2 separate regions of the Homo sapiens genome follow, and region 1 is linked to region 2. Evidence: chromatin loops called from intact Hi-C (ENCODE). Cell type or tissue: ovary. All regions are shown on one strand. Each heading gives the region's core, and the rest is flanking DNA. Links, peaks and the distances in the headings are about the cores only. Region 1 holds the start of LINC02372 (long intergenic non-protein coding RNA 2372). Region 2 has its middle 11 kb from the start of TMEM132B.

The links. A loop is a pair of places that touch in the nucleus more often than their neighbours do. Peaks named below come from ENCODE experiments on the same cell type or tissue, not always from the same donor. Only the 100,000 strongest peaks of a DNase experiment are listed, where the experiment ranks them.
Region 1: it touches region 2 in a loop (5-fold over the local background); 54 of 110 quality-filtered maps call a loop at or near these places.

The regions. Positions count from the first base shown.
Region 1 is chr12:126,870,224-126,878,558 of GRCh38, forward strand. LINC02372 (long intergenic non-protein coding RNA 2372) reads right to left here and starts at 4,467. Exons shown (of 3, transcript NR_033970.1): 1 at 4,234-4,467; 2 at 3,103-3,281; 3 at 1-339. It overlaps LOC105370061 (a long non-coding RNA gene), which reads left to right and starts at 4,581. Exons shown (of 3, transcript XR_945511.3): 1 at 4,581-4,757. In ovary, for the core only: a CTCF peak has its summit at 4,360 (motif pointing left); a DNase peak (open chromatin) is centred at 4,367.
Region 2 is chr12:125,171,634-125,179,968 of GRCh38, forward strand. No RefSeq gene overlaps it. Among named protein-coding and RNA genes, the nearest start is that of TMEM132B, 11 kb to the right of the region's middle. In ovary, for the core only: no CTCF peak of the experiment used is centred there; no DNase peak of the experiment used is centred there.

The sequences.
Region 1 (8,335 bases), core at 31-8,030, 1.7 Mb after region 2:
GCATGGATATTAATCAGACTAACAGAAAGTCATGGAAGTTTCATCCGCTCTCTTTTCCTGATCACTGGGCAGCACAGGTTATAACCACTCTTGTTTTCTAGCTGATCGCTTTTCAACAAACAGGATCTATGGCCTGCGATATGTAAACTGAAGTGGGGGTTGGGAAAGAACATAGATTATAGCGTCTAGAAATTCAGTTCGCTGGACATCTGCAGAGATCTGTGCATCATGCTGATATTCACATTTCCACCCCACCGTTTTGGGAAGTAAGAGAGGAATCCACGCATCCAGGCTTTCAGAGATCTTTATGCTGGGCTTCTGCTCCTAGGTTTCCAGCTGCTGAAAACAAGAAAAAGTAAATATCTGTGTAATTTGACATTTAGATTTATAGACATGCATTAACTTTCTTCCACACACTTAATGCTCTTTTTGCAGAAAGTGAAAGTAAGATAAACAATTTTAAAAAGTGATTAATCGGCCGCTTGCAGTGGCTCACACCTGTAATCCCAGCACTTTGGGAGGCTGAGGAGGGCCAATCGCCTGAGGTCAGGAGTTTGAGACCAGCCTGGCCAGCATGGTGAAACCCAACTCTACTAAAAATGCAAAAATTATCCAGGTGTGGTGGTGCACCCCTGTAATCCCAGCTACTCGGGAAGATGAGGCAGGAGAATCGCTTGAACTTGGGACGGGGAGGTTGCCGTGAGCCAAGACTGTGCTATTGCACTCCAGCTACCACAGACTGAGACTCCATCTCACAAAAAAAAAAAAAAAGTTTAATCTGAAAAGGCATAAAGAGGTTGAATCTCTAAAAAATTAACTTTCCTTTTTCCTATGAACCTGAGTAAAAGCTTTTTTCCAGATTGTCCCCATTTGATGATAAGACAAACAGGACAAATATTTCTTACTTTCTAATCAGGAGCGCAAATTACCTAAAAACTTAGCATTTTAGTGGCTGAGGCCATGGCTCCCATTTTGCTCATTTGCATTAATAGCTTGATTATGTATATGCGTAGGGGCAAGAGTTTTGCATGGGGCCAAGAGTGAAAGATGCTACTGGCTCAGACATGCAGAGTTCTGGAGACGTAAGAAAGACTCAAGACCACTGAGGAGTTGCTTGGATCCCTGAAGATTGCTGCAGATGTTTCAGGATTGGGGGTGAGTTATTTACTAAATCTTTTACAAGCCATCCTGTTGGCTATGCGGGCACTTCATGAAACTGTCAGCGTCATCTTTGCCATTTTGGCAAATGCCATCCTTTGTCATTGGTATGGAAAGGGAAGTCTCAGTTGGATGTGTCTTAATGATCAATGGCTCCCCTTTTTCCAAACATCACAGGTATCATATAATAATAGACATAAAACTTAAAAATTGTCTTTATGAAACCAATCTGTGAAGCTGCATGCTTTTATGAGTCTAAAAAGCTGGCAGAAAGTGATCCTAAAAGGCTGGGCATGGTGGCACTTTGGGAGGCTGAGGTGGGCGGATCAAGAGGTCAGGAGTGGCTGGGCGCGGTGGCTCACGCCTGTAATCCCAGCACTTTGGGAGGCCGAGGCGGGTGGATCATGAGGTCAGGAGATCGAGACCATCCTGGCTAACAAGGTGAAACCCCGTCTCTACTAAAAATACAAAAAATTAGCCGGGCGCGGTGGCGGGCGCCTGTAGTCCCAGCTACTGGGGAGGCTGAGGCAGGAGAATGGCGTGAACCCGGGAGGCGGAGCTTGCAGTGAGCCGAGATTGCGCCACTGCAGTCCGCAGTCCGGCCTGGGCGACAGAGCGAGACTCCGTCTCAAAAAAAAAAAAAAAAAAAAAGAGGTCAGGAGTTCGAGACCAGCCTGGCCAACATCATGAAACCCCATCTCTTCTAAAAATACAAAAATTAGCCTGGTGTGGTGGCAGGCCCCTGTAATCCCAGCTACTCGGGAGGCTGAGGCAGGAGAATCGCTTGATCCTGGGAGGCGGAGGTTGCAGTGAGCCGAGATTGTACCACTGCACTCCTGCCTGAGTGACAGAGTGAGACTCTGTCTCAAAAAAATATATATATTTAATATATATTTAAATATATAAAATATTTAATATTTTAATTAATAAAATATTTAAATATATATATATCACTGGGCGTGGTGGCTTATGTCTGTAATCTCAGCACTTTGGGAGGCCAAGGTGGGTAGATCACTTGAAGTCAGGAGTTCGAGACCAGCTTGGCTAGCATGGTGAAATAACATCTCTACTAAAAATAAAAATACAAAAATTAGCAGGTGTGGTGGCACACACATGTAGTCCCAGCTACTTGAGAGGCTGAGGCATGAAGATCTCTTGAACCCAGGAAATGGAGGTTGCAGTGAGCTGAGATCATGCCACTGTACTCCAGCCTGGGTGACATAGTAAGACCCTGTCTCTAAAAAACAAACAAAAAATCTAAATTTACATAATTATATATGTAAAGATAATTTAGGTAATTTAGGGGAAACTTGTTCCCCCTAGAATATAGAAAGTCTGAGCCGCAGATATCAGCATTTTATCTCCAGATCTCACTATGCATGTATGCCATGTAATAAATGTGGTTGCAATAAAAGAAGAAAAAGTGGAATTTGAAAATGAAAAATGGCATTCATGAAGAAAAGTACACCTTTTTTTGACTTTTGTTTGCAAAGTGCATGCACTACATATCAGATTTTTAAAATTCACATCGTTAGTATGCATCAATGATCTCTTTATGAATTTGCAAAATTTAGATAAGTTATGGTGTCATATTTGCTGTGTTTATTTTTTAGATTTTTTTAATGGAGGAAAATTTGGAGAAGGACATGACCTGGGCCTGTGTTTCATGGGGTGCCCTTACTTGAGACAATCAGGACACTATCACTTTCCAGATGGAAAATAATGATCCAAATGCTTTAATGTCCATTAGGGAAATTATCCTTCCAGCCCAAGAAAGCAATCATGTTATCAATTCATAATACTGGGGGGTCTTCATGTTCTATGAGATGTCTTCAAAATGTCATTGCTACAGTAGGTCATTTTTTTACATGATTTTTAAAAATTTTATTTCAAAATGTAGGCTTATCTCTTTAGGTTCTACAAAGGATGAAACTATAGAAAAACCTTTTTACATATCTGCATTGTCTGTAGGAATAAGCCACTTTGCAAATAGTGAGATGGATGTTACGTCTTAATTTCTTGTCCATGTGATGATGAATTTTTGCTCCTTTAGATGGTTTAATTCACTCTTTATATGATGCAATTCTCTTAATTCTCTTTGCTGCTTTCTTTGCACAAAGATACTGTGAAAATATAGAGAAAGAGGTAATTCACGGTTTTCATTTTTCATTGTTACACTTGGAACTGAAGTGATCCATTACTTGATTTTGAGAGAGACTGTAGACCTAAGTGTTTAAATTAAAAGAATAAAGCTTCTAAGATAAAGCTCTTGCTATCTTGGGTTTAGCAAAGATTTCTTAATCAGATCTCAAAGTTACTAACAATAAATTAATAAAATAATTGAGCTTATAAACATTTTTAAAAATACTTTTCCTGATCCAGGAGAGAATTGACTTAAGAGTCTAACACCTTTTAAAGTCTGATAAGAAACATTTACAATTTATCCTCTCTGAGCCTGCTACCTGGAGGGTTCATCTGCATGATAAGAATCTTGGTCTCCACAACCCTTTATCTGAGCCCAGACCTTCCCTTCTTTGGATATCTGGTCTTTAGATAACCTCTTTCAACCAATTGCCAATTGGACAATCTTTGAATCCGCCTATGACCTGGAAGCTTCCACTTTGAGTTGTCCTGCCTTTCTGGACCGCTGATGTCTTCGGTCTCCCTGGAATGTACAAAGCCAAACCGTAGCCTGACCACCATGGGCACGTGCTCTCACGACCTCCTGAGGCTGTGTCACAGGCATGTCCTTAACCTTGACAGAATAAACTTCTAAATTGATTGAGTCTTTTCTCAGATACTTTTTGGTTTACAACGTGAAATACATTATGCTTCCATTACACTAGTTATCATGGGAAAACACCTCAAAAAAATAAAAACAGACCAACAAAAGACAATAAAGACCTTTGTGCCGTCCATTATTTTTCTGTCCTAGTATTTGTGGCCGGGTCAAAAACAAACTAGACAGGGACCCTGAGGGAGGGAGATTTCGCTGACATCTGTAGGTAGGATCAGGCTTCCAGGGCTGCAGAGGGAAGAGCTTCAATAAGAGGAGGGAAAAGCAGTGATAATGACCTTCATGGGTCCTCTACTGCCGACTGTCTGGGCTGCAGTGCCCTGGCACATTTCCTTGCAGAGAAAGGACAGCAGGAGTGGGCTTCCTGGTTCCCTTTCTGTTTTCTCTGAGGCCAGCAGGTGCCTGGCGTGGCCTTTGCGCCCCCTGCTGGTCGTTCTGGCAGCACACAGCCTCCTGCCTTGCCAGTGTGAAACCCGGTGCTGTCTTGTTCCCCGGGTGGAATGCAAGAGAATGCTTGGGAAGAACTTTGTTACCCAATGAAGCCTCCTGGTTCTCTAGTCCCTGGTAGCCTGTCCTGGTTGCCAGGTGCTTGTTTGCATTCCAAGCTCCACATTCCCCAGGGTCCAGTGTAGTCTTGTGTCTAAGCTGGTGTCTGGCCACCAAAGGCAGGCGTGCAGGGCCTTGGCTACTGCGCTAGGTCTGCTGATGGCCACAAGCCTTTAGTCCCAGCTCTGCCTTAGCAATGGGGGTGTCTGAAGGCTCAGGGGATACACAGGTCCTCTAGGTTCCTGGGGAGATGATGGTAAGTAATCCTTCTTAACAGTCTTTAAAAAATACATAATTTAACATGGACAAAGCAAGTAATCAAAAGGCTATCTGACAAAGTGAAAAATATTGTAAAATTCTTAACACGTTTAACTAGATCATAAACCCAGGAAATCCTTGAGCTTCCTTCAAGACAGGCCAGCTCTTTGAGTGAGTTAGATACACTGGGTTTGTCATCAGTTAATACTAATCTGAATAGGTCTATCTCTTTGTGTAATGATAAAAGAGGCCTTGTTGAAAATAAGCCAAAAGGGAGCCCCCTCTCTCCATGGTGAAGTGTGTATATGGGTCATTTTCAAAGTTAGATATGGTTTCTGTAAGATGAAGCCTGGCCATTCTAAGTCACTTGAGTGAAAACAGCTTACGAGCCTGGCAGAAGAATAATTCACAACATAAGAAAACACTTTCTGATCTTTAAAAACATTGAAAATTTCTTTTACAAGAAATTGAAGGCTGGAAAGAAAGGGAGAAGGACTTGAATAGAAAGAAGGAAATTATTGGAATTCTAATGAATACAGAACACAAATCCTAAATGATAGATTTAGTTTAAGTGTCTGATGGAAACCTTTCTGAATATCACATATCTACCAGCCAATAGAAAATAATGTAGAAGGTGGAAATCTGAAATTCAATATAAAGAGTGGATTATAAAAGGAAGACCGCATTATCCATTAGGCAAAGACCCTTTTGAGAAACCTATCTGTGCTTTTAAAGTAAGCACTTTCTCCTAGAGGAAAAAAACTAGAAGACAGATAGTAAACCAAAAAAAAAAAAAAAAAAAGAAAAAGAAAAATCTAATAAATAAATTTCTTAGAACTCAAATTGAAAGCATCCTATGGAAGGAAGAATCTTTCCATTTAGAAAATGCTCACACAGAAAGTGAGAAAGCTTCTGCAGAAACTTGAAATGCCATCTGAACTTTATCAATAACAGACACATCAGGTATGGATTTACCATTTAACATTAGAGAAGAAACAGCTTGAAGTAAAAGGAAGCATCAACCAACCCCCTTCTAAGCTGGGGACTTAAGAAACAAGAACAAGGGAAATGAATCAGAATTAGAAGCACTTTGATTTGATCAAAACCTTTTTATCTCCCCTAAGGAAAGAAGCTTGCAATAACTAATTAGCAGCTCCGGCCACTGGAGAAAGCTCAATGCCTTGAGAAAAGCAAATGCACCGGAGAAACAAGTTAGATAGAGCTGAATTAAAGGTGAGCTTTTGGCCAGGCACAGTGGCTCACGCCTGTAATCCTAGCACTCTGGGAGGCCAAGGCGGGTGGATCACCCGAGGTCAGGAGTTCAAGACCAGCCTGGCCAACACAGTGAAACCCTGTCTCTGCTAAAAAAAAAATACAAAACTTAGTTGGGCATGATGGCGGGTGCCTGTAATCCCAGCTACTTGGGAGGCCGAGACAGGACAATCACTTGAACCTGAGAGGCAGAGGTTGCAGTGAGCTGAGATCGCACCACTGTACTCCAGCCAGGGCGGCTGAGCGAGACTCCATCTCAAAAAAAAAAAAAAGTGAGCTTTTATGAAGTGGTCCTTATATCCCTGCAATCTCCAGTACAGCTCTGGGAGAGCCTTCAGAGGACACAGTGATCCACCGATAACCAGATCTGGGAGAAGGAAAGATAACTAGCAACAGATGATCACTAAGTTGGAAAACTGGATTTTTCCCCCACCTCCTGTGCCAACAGTATCACCTTTTCTAAAAATCTTTTGTGCTTTCTCTCTGTAGCAAGAGGGAAGCAGGGAAAAAAGATATTTAAGAGTAGGTCTTAGTGTACACATTCTGCATAACCTAAGGATTTGAGAGCCCTTCACTCTCACCCCTCAATTCATCCAGTTTCAACAAATAAAAACAAGGAGGCAGTTAGGGGCCAATATAATTGCTGTTATTTGTGAAGTAAAGGGCATACCTAACTTCCAAACACTCCATGCCGTGCTTCAGGACTCTTAGAAAAAAAAACAATAATTGTACAGGCCATCCCTTCCAGAGATGGCTGGGGCCTCACTCCTGCTTTAGACTGGGTATTCTGGGTGCTGGCACAATCCGCAACCCACACTATGCCTGTACAAGCAGGGCTAACTAACAAAGGGCAGTGTGAACAGCTTCACAGTGAATGTCATATTAGGATTATTTTATATACCAATAACTAAATCCCAACCATTCTGGCTTAAAAACACACATACAAAGTTTACAATAAGAAATGGAAGTAAGGCCGGGCACGGTGGCTCATGCCTGTAATTCCAGCAGTTTGGGAAGCCTAGGTGGGTAGATCACCTGAGGTCGGGAGTTTGAAACCAGCCTGACCAACGTGGAGAAACCCCGTCTCTACTAAAAATACCAAATTAACTGGGTGTGGCGGTGGGCGCCTGTAATCCCAGCCACTCAGGAGGCTGAGGCAGGAGAATCGCTTGAACCTGGGAGGCAGAGGTTGCAGTGAGCCAAGATAGCGCCATTGCACTCCAGCCTGGGCAACAAGAGCGAAACTCCTTCTCAAAAAAAAAAAAAGGAAATAAAATTTACCTGGAAAATTTGGACTAGCTGACTGCTGGTATATCTTGAGCCAGGCCCTCAATGTCCTCAACAGTCTCCTAAGGAATTTGCCTTCTTTTCCCAAATTCTCTCTCTCTCTCTGTCTCTCTCTCTCTCCTGTATTGGCCGTATTCTCTCTCCATTTAGTAATGAATGTGACAGTGCCATGCTTTTATTCTACCAGTTTAGCAAATCATACTCAGACCCCACACATACACAGGTGAAGTGGAGCTTCCTATTCCTGACCACAGTGGTCACTTCAGAAAGAGGCACGTAATTGAATGCCTGCAATAAGAACCCTCCACAAAAGTTCCCTCCACAGGAACCATTAGGGACCACGTTCTTCTCTTGGAGGACTGGTAGTTACATGTGTTCAGTCACATATGCATTTCTGAAGCCATCCTTATAGGAAGGGCAGGACACATTCTGATGATCATGCCAATTCCAAAGGATTTCCACATGAAAGGAGAGTGGTCAAATGACAGTTCCTCAAAGGACAACATGGAAAGAAGTTGCTAGAAAAAAGGAGAAGCAATGATGGACAGGCAGAATAATCAGGCGGGTGAGGGGGTGGGTAAACAGAGTACAGAGAGGTGACAGTGTGGTGCCTCAAAACTGTCCTGAGAACTGGGCAGAATGGAAACTGTATCAAATGAGCCACAGTGCTGGCCCAATGCCACTGCAAAAATCTGGATTTTTCACCTCAGCAAACGACACAGATCGAAATTCTCCTTCTGACCAAGGTGGAGTAATCAAGACTAGATTCATGATCTCACCTGGAAAAAAACCAAAATTATATAAAATAATGGTTTTCAAGACATTAGGCATCAGCCAATGTAGGACACTGATTCCTAAGAGATGGGAAATGATCAAGGTGGATCCTACAAGGTGGATCCCCCCATCCATTGTCTAGAGAAGCTTTTGGATGAGCGAGGACCCAGTTGAAGCCTGGTGAACTTCCTGAGCTGGTGCCATGGAGTAGGGATTCTGGGGGGGGCCATGGCAGCTGATATT
Region 2 (8,335 bases), core at 297-8,296:
GTGGTCATACTGGGGTCCCCATTTCCTTGCTGGCTGTCTGCCAGGGCTGCTTTTAGCTCCTACAGGCCCCCACATGTCTCCTCCTTGGCCTCCCCCATCTTCAAAGCCAGCAGCAGAGAATCTCCCTCAATTTGAATCTCTCACACCTCAAATTGCTGACTTCAGAAAGAGTCCAGTCTCTTTTAAGGGGTCACTCAGGCTAATTTCCCTTTCTCAGGGTCAACTGCACCCTATGACAACCTAATTACAGGTGTAAAATTCATCATATTCACAGCCCCCTGGGGATTAGACAGGGCAGGAATCTTAGGGGCTGCCCTAGAACTCTGCCTACGGAAGAAAGTAGGAATGAATCAGTGCTCATTCTTCTTCCCCATGAGAGCCATTTCCATACCCCAGCCAGCCCAACCACACCTGCTTGTTGGTGGCTACAACTTTTGTCTTACGGTTGCTGGGAGCGCTCTTCTTCTGGCCATGGGTCTTCAGTTGTGCCTCTGTAATGGGTGCATGGTCCCACCTTAGGGCTTTTGCACTTTCTGCTCCCACTGCCCGAGAGCCTCTCCCTGTAGACCCCTGAGTGGCCCCTTCTCTCACTCTCTGCATTTGCTCAAATGTCATCTTTGCAGACTCCCTTCCCTGCTTAAAATCATCCCCTTCCACTCTAAAAATACTCTTTGCCTGTTTGACTTTGCAGTTGTTTTCACCCACCCTGCTCCGTAGTTTACTTATTTATTTGGTTATGGTCTGTCTCCCTGCACTAGGCTGGCGGCTTCACAAGCACAGGGAATTTTGTGTGTGAGATCCGCTGTCACATCCCCAGTGCCTGTGATAGTGCCTGGCTCACAGTCAGGGCGTAATAAGTTTCTGTCCAGGGAATGAATGAATGAGGTTTAAGGAGAACAGTTTTAACTTTCTTTATCTGATTTTTCTTTTTTCTTTTGGAAAAACCTGAGCAGGCACAAGTCTCCCTTCCCCAGGCAGCCTCGTTATATAATCAGGGCCCTGTTCTGCAAGGAGCTGTCAGCGCTGCTTCAAGCAGTTATATTTAGTGTTTACAGCCTCTCCTTTTAGCTGCATGAGATCTCCCGAAGAGCTCTGGAAATTAGGCCTTGCTTCAATAGGGAGAGGGGGCTCCTGGCCCAGTCCAAGGGGGCCCCAGGGGCTGGTGGGCACTCGGTGGTGGCAGTAGCCAAGCAGCCCTGACCTCAGGGTCAGCCCGTGGCCAGTGTCAGGTTCAGAGCATCCACATCTAGGGATGGAAGGTGAGTTTGTCCTGTAAATCACAAAGATAGGAGAAAACAAGGATGGGAGTAGAAAGACTGCTTGGCGTTCAAATCTTGGTTCTGACACTTGTTAGCTGTGTGATCTTAGTCCAGTTACTTGACCTGTCTGGGCCTCACCTTCCTCATTTGCAGAATGGGGATAGATCCAGCATATCTTGATTTGGTGAAATCATTCACGGGCAGTGTCTTGCACAGGATAGGGGCTGCACCAATCAGTTATTTTTAGTTGTGTTCTGAGAGGCCCCTTGCTTGGTTCTGAAGAAGGAACAGGTACATCTGAGATGCCCCTGGTGGTGACTGGATGGCAGACCCACGTCCCTGGGGGTGACTGATGGCAGACCCACACCCCTGGGGGTGACCAGATGGTAGACTCATGCCCTTGGGGGTGACTGATGGCAGACCCACGCCCCAGGTGGGTGACTGGGTGGCAGACCCACGCCCCAGGGTGTGACTGACGGCAGACCCATACCCCAGAGGGTGACTGATGGCAGACCCATACCCCAGAGGGTGACTGATGGCAGACCCATACCCCAGGGCGTGACTGATGGCAGACCCATACCCCAGGGCGTGACCGATGGCAGACCCATACCCCAGGGCGTGACTGATGGCAGACCCCCTGGTTTTCTCTGTTCTCCATGCTGTGCTTGCTGCTCCATAACGTCCAGGGAGCTCTCACAGATTTGCTTGGAGGTGTTATTTTGGGATGAGCAGAGCTGTTTCTTAGGCAGGGGCCAGCAGATTCCAGTTCATGGGCCAAGTCCAGCCCATCCCCAGTTTCTGTAAAGGCCCTTGAGCTAAGAATGGTTTTTGTACGTTTAAATGGAAAAAAAGAGAAGAATCTACAACAGAGATGTTGTATGGTTTGCAAAGCCTAAACTATTTCCTATTGTCTCACCCTTTACGGAAAACTTTGCTGACCCATGCCTTAGAGGACGGAGTGCAGTGGGAGTGGGGGGGGTGGGCTGGTGGGGGAAGGGTAAGGCCCAAAGCAAATTCCTGTGTGGGTATCCCTTGCCCCCCACTGTAAAACCCAGTAAGTTAATAATGGCTGCTCCTTACCCAGTACCTAGTATGTGCCAAGCACTTTATCTGTGGACATATTCCAAGCCTCAGCCCAACTCAAGACATAACAGCCATCACCAACCCCATTGTATAAATGGTGAAACTGAGGCTCAGAGAGGCTGAGCTGCCTGCCTGAGATCACACAGCCAGTGAGTGGCAGAGCTGGGATTTGAACTGTGATAGTTTCTGACCTGGGAGCCTGTGCTGTTTCCCCTTCACCCCAAGGCTTCCCAAGAGGCAGTATCAAAGGACATGGAGAGGGACATCTATGTGACATCCATTGACTTTTCTGCCTCCTCCTCCCCCATCCTGTGGTCACCGCAGAAACTGTTGGAGCAGCGACCCTGTCCCCAGCATACCTGGCCCAGGGAGGCTGGAGTAATCCGTGCCAGACAGGATAATTTGGTTGCAAGTGACAGAAATCAAACTGTGGATAATGGTGGCAAGCTATGGGGAGGCTCACGGAGTCAGCAGGAGACCTGCTGTAAAACTCATCTGTAAAACGGAGAGCCAGGCTGGAAGTGGGTGGTACCAGGTGAGCTTGCTCCTCCTGCCCTATTCCTGCATCCCTGCTTACAATGGATGTGTTTGAAAGGGAGAGTCTCATGGGTCTGACCTGGCTGCATGCCCACCCCTGGCTAGGAGCGTGCAGGGAGCCCCGAGGGAGGTGATTCTCCAAAGGGATTTAGCTCTGATACAGAGATAAGGAGGATGCCACTGGCCAGTCAGGAACGAATGTCCCCTCCAGTGGCCTCCCCAGGACCAAGGGATGGCAGCCTCAGCCTTCTCTTGACCAGAGGGGTGGCTAACTCTGGCCTCTTGCTGGCCGTTTTCTTTGCCACATTGATGGAGACTTAAAGAATGCCCATCTGCATCCAGCGGGAAGACTGGAGAAGCAGAACGGGGCTTTCTGTGCTTCTTACAAAGCCATTCCTGGCTTCCAGCTCACTCCAGAGACCCGGCTGTGCCCATGCCCTTGGGTTTGGTGAAGCAGCCCTGGACTCATGTAATAAATTCCTGTCTTCACACAGCCTCCCTTCACGGGCCTTCTTTTACTTGCAAACCAAAGTGTTTTAATTGATGCAATGGCCAAGAGGCAGGTTTGGCAGGGGGCAGCCCTACTTACTGGCCTTTGTGACAAAGATTGTTTTCTCCCAATCTCCCTTCTCCTTTTTGCATACGAACAGAAACCTAATGCTAACTGGCCACCCAGAATAAAGAAAGGTACATCTCTCAGCCTTCCTTGCTGTGTAATGTGACCGTGTTCTAAGTTCTGATCTATGGGATGAAATGAAAGTGTGTGTGTTACCCTCCCAGGAAGTGTTTTTAAATGGAGAAACTGTGCTCTTCTCTACTTGCTTTCCTGGTTGCTGGCATCTGAATGTGATGGCTGGAGCTCAGCAGCCACTTTGGACTATAAAGTGACTTGGGAACTGGAGGCAACAAAATAGAAGGAATCTGGGTTCCTGACACCATGCAGCATCATACCTGCTTTATACTGGCCACCTCTGGACTTTAAGAATTTGAAAGAAACAAAGTTACATCTTGTTTAAGCCTTTTTTTTTTTTTGGTTACTGATAGCTAAACCAAGTCCTAGCTGCTGCAGCCTTGGTGGTGATTTGCAAGGGATGGTATGGATATGTTTCTGGTAGACTGTGCTGTTGTTCCCAATTCTTCATCTTGCTCTGTATTCACACTCTTTGCCATGTGATATTGCCATTTTTCCTACTAAGGGCAGAATGTCCTTCTTCACCTTGGCTTTGCACTTGCCCATGTGACATGCTTTGGCCAATGGGATATTAGCAGACATGATGCAAGCACACCCTTGAAATCTGGTTGTGTGGTTGGGCTTGCCCTATTGTGTTTCCATCATTGCCTTGAGATGACCCTGCCCTGGCTCATCTGCTGGCCCAAAGAGAAGGAGAAACACTTGGACACTGGAACCAATGCACAGCTCATAGAAAAGCCCAGCTGAGCCTGGCATGGATCAGTGGATCCTCAGCCAAACTGCAGATGTGTGAGCAAGAATAAGTCATTGTGGAAGCCACTGAATTTCCTGTTGGTCTGTTACACAGCATCACTGTGGCCACAGCTGGCAGATACAGTGTTCTCTCATCCTTTAGTAGAACTAGATGGTAGTGTCTCTCCATTTTCCCCTCCCACTGCTCCTGAGCCTCTGCCCAGCAACTCTCCCTTCTTGTCATCCCTCCTGTCCACAAACTCAAGGTTACATAGAACAACCCTGCCTACTTTCTAGACGCCAGGGCTCCTCGGCCTGGAGTTTCTGTCTGCTGCCTCAGTTACCTCGCTCTTGTCTGAATTCTCTCAGGACTTGTGACTAGAAAGGAAAGAAGTCACGTGTGATGTGACTCTGATGTTCTTCCTTTGCAATGGCCATGAAAGGAAGACAGAGGGTAGAGGAAAGCTCTAGGTGCCTTTCCATCCAGCCCAGGAACCCGGTGATGGTGCATACTAGGGAGACCCTGAGACGATGCTGACGGTTAGCAGAGGCGGGAGCTGGCCTCTGAGAGATGTCACACAATGCTGCGTCCAGGGGCGTGCATGTCCTTGAGTGTCCAGAGCATCTCAATGTACCTTGGGAATTCAGGCAATGCAAGCATGTCCAGCTCAGAGACTCACTCGTGTTTCTGAAATCTGCAGCAGAAATCAGCAAAAGGCGTCACACCTAACAGCATCCACAATCTTGGTGGGAGCCCTTGCACCTGCCTGCACGACCTCCTCGATGAGGGAAGCCACTGGCCTCTCCAAGAGCCATCTCAGCGACCAGCCCAGTCCTCAAATCCCAAGGAGTCACGTGGACAAAGGCTCTTTTCATGGCCAGTTTATTTGAGGTCTACAAACTCAATCTTGTTTTATTTATTCATCTTTAATATAGACTCTCTGTTTTATGCAATTAATAAGAGATTTCCATTTCAGGTTAGTTCATTATACATTATGAATTTACAAATGTCAAGGTGATGATCACAATGAAATATAGATGGTGTGGTTTCTAGGATGCTGTACCCAGGGGGACTTCAACAGTTGTGTTTAATAAATGCAGTGGTGTCCCTCGTTCCAGAACAGATGTGAGGTCTGCCTGGGGGCTGATGCAGACCTGAGCACCTTGGCATCTTTAATGCACATGAATTTTCATGGCAGGGATCCCAGTGTTTTCAGCAGGTCCTGGCTTTCCCAGCCAATCCGATTCTGTTCCTGAGGTTCCATCATCAGCTCTAATAGCCTGGTTGTTATTCCCTGTTTGCTTTCAACATGGATGGAGGAAGTTACATAATACTCAGTGGTGAACAACGGTGTGGGCCACACCATGGATACAGCTCCTGCAAGGGCAGCTCCTGAGGGGTGACTGTCACCCAGTGACAGTGCTGTGTCCCTCTGTAGTTGGCTCTGGGTCTTGGCATCTGGAATCCCCTTCTCAAGAGACAGAGGAAGAGCACTGTGGTGGCTCAGAGAGGGCCCTGGGGACAGCTAGGTCTCAGTTCAAATCCTAACTCTGCCATTTGGATGACCTGGGGCAAACTGATTAAACCCTAGAGCCTCAGTTTTCTCATCTGTAAAACGGGGATAAAATACTTCCCTCAGTGTTCCTGGGATGGTTAATGGGTTTGTCACCTTGGAAGATCTTAATAAACAGTAGGACAAAATGATTATAGTCATTTTGTTAGGTGTTAGAGAATATTCACAGTGGGACACCTGCACTGATAATAGTGGGGTTTCCTCCTCTAAGCCAGGGAAGCATAACGACGAGATCTGGACACGCTGGAAGAAAATTCATCAGCTGGGTGAGGTGGTTCATGCCCATCATCCCAGCTACTTGGGACACTGGGGTGGGAGGATCACTTGATTCCAGTAGGTTGAGGCTGCAGTGAACTATGATTGCATTGTTGCATTCCAGCCTGGGCAACTGAGTGAGACCTTGTTGTTGTTGTCGTTGTTGTTGTTTTTTACAACACTTTGGGAGGCCAAGGCAAGTTAATCACTTGAGGTCAGGAGTTTGAGACCAGCCTGGCCAACATGGTGAAACCCCGTCTCTACTAAAAATACACAAATTAGCTGGGCGTGGTGGCAGGCACCTGTAGTCCTAGCTACTCGGGAGACTGAGGCAGGAGAATTGCTTGAACCCAGGAGCTGGAGGTTGCAGTGAGCTGAGATCGCATCACTACACTCCAGCCTGGGCAACAGAGTGAGACCTGTCTCAAAACAAAACAAAACAAAAAAAGAAACCCAACAACAACAAAATTAGGGTTTACTGAGCTCTAGGACTTGCATTTTGGGAGGGCCACCCTTCCCCACTCTCAGGCTGTGTGGTTCAGATGGGGCTCATCTCCCTCCCAGCCCCAAGGTTGCACATGTAACTCAGGCCTGGGCAATTACCATAGTCCGTCCCCTTGGGCACAGTGATTAGTCCAGGCATAGGCATGTGACCTCACTGTGGCCAATAATATTCCTTTCCTGCCACTTTCCTGCTGAGATTAAATCCTGAGTTTGTTGAGCCCCTGGAACCAGCCAAGCCTGAAGCCACGGAGACTTTGAGTATGTGAGTCAATAAATCCCTTTTGACTTAGGTTTTGTTGTCATCATAAAAATAGAACACTATTCTGAGCCCTGTGGCTCCAGACAAGAAGAAAACTCTTGGCTCCTTGTAGGCTAAATGTAGTGACTTGGCGAGCCAGGCAACTCCAAGGCAGGCCCTCAGAGAGGACGTGCAGGACCACATCCATCAAGCAGCCGTCTCACCTCCCCATGACATTTCTGTAATTCCACTCCATCCTGTCCGTGCCGAAGGGATCACTTCCTGTACCTCCATGGAGCTGTAGTGCTTTGCAACCCTAATTAACATTAATCCTAGTGTGGTTCTAAATGTGCTCCAATTTTCCCACAGGAAGCTCTCCCAAAGGACTAAAGAATAAATGTAATTTGCAAGAGAAATCAAAAATATTTGTAAGCATACAAAGGCAAATGTGGTCAAGAGAAAGAGCTATGCAGATGTGACAACCCACCCATTTTCTCAACAATGGAATAATTATGGCCCTTCACATCTGGACAGATCTCCAGATTTTTAACAAGGGGTAGTGGACCTAAAAGTAGTGTAATAAGGCTGGGTGCGGTGGCTCACGCCTGTAATCCCAGCACCTTGGGAGGCTGAGGCAGGCAGATCACCTGAGGTCAGGAGTTCGAGACCAGCCTGGCCAACATGACGAAACACCATCTCTACTAAAAATACAAAAATTAGCCAGGTGTGGTGGTGCATGCCTGTAGTCCCAGCTACTCGGGAGGCTGAGGCAAGAGAATTGCTTGAATTCAGGAGGTGGAGGTTGCAGTGAGCCAAGATCGCACCACTTTACTACAGTCTGGGTGACAGAGCAAGACTCCGTCTCAAAAAAAAAAAAAATGTAATAGGTAATGGTAAAATTACAACTAGTGATGATTTCACTGATTTTCTAAATTTTATTGAATTATCTTGATATTTACCAATTCTTGATATAGAATGAATACCTGAAGTTTTAATCTTTTAATAGTTGCATAACACAGAGAGTGTAGGTTTAAAATGAGTCAATTAACCAGGTTGAGTTTGTAGACCTTGAATAAAGATTTGAGCAAATGGCACTGCCGTACATTCACAGGAATTCGAATCAGCATAAGTTTTCGGAGAGCCAGTTAATGTGAAATTTCTAAACTGCGTATCTTTTCATTTTACAATGCATTTTTAGGAATACATCCCGAAGAACTCATCTTGCACATGTATAATGGTGCAGGAATAAGACTGTTGCTTTTTAACAGTGAAAAATTGTAAATGACTTCAAATGTTTGGCATCATAAAAATTGGTTAAACAAATTACAGCATATCCAATGATAGGACTGTGCAACATCATTAAAATTATCATATGGAAAAACATTTAAATGCCATGGAAAGATGTTCACAATATATAATTACATATGAAGAGCAATTTAAAACAGTACATATCATGTGAACC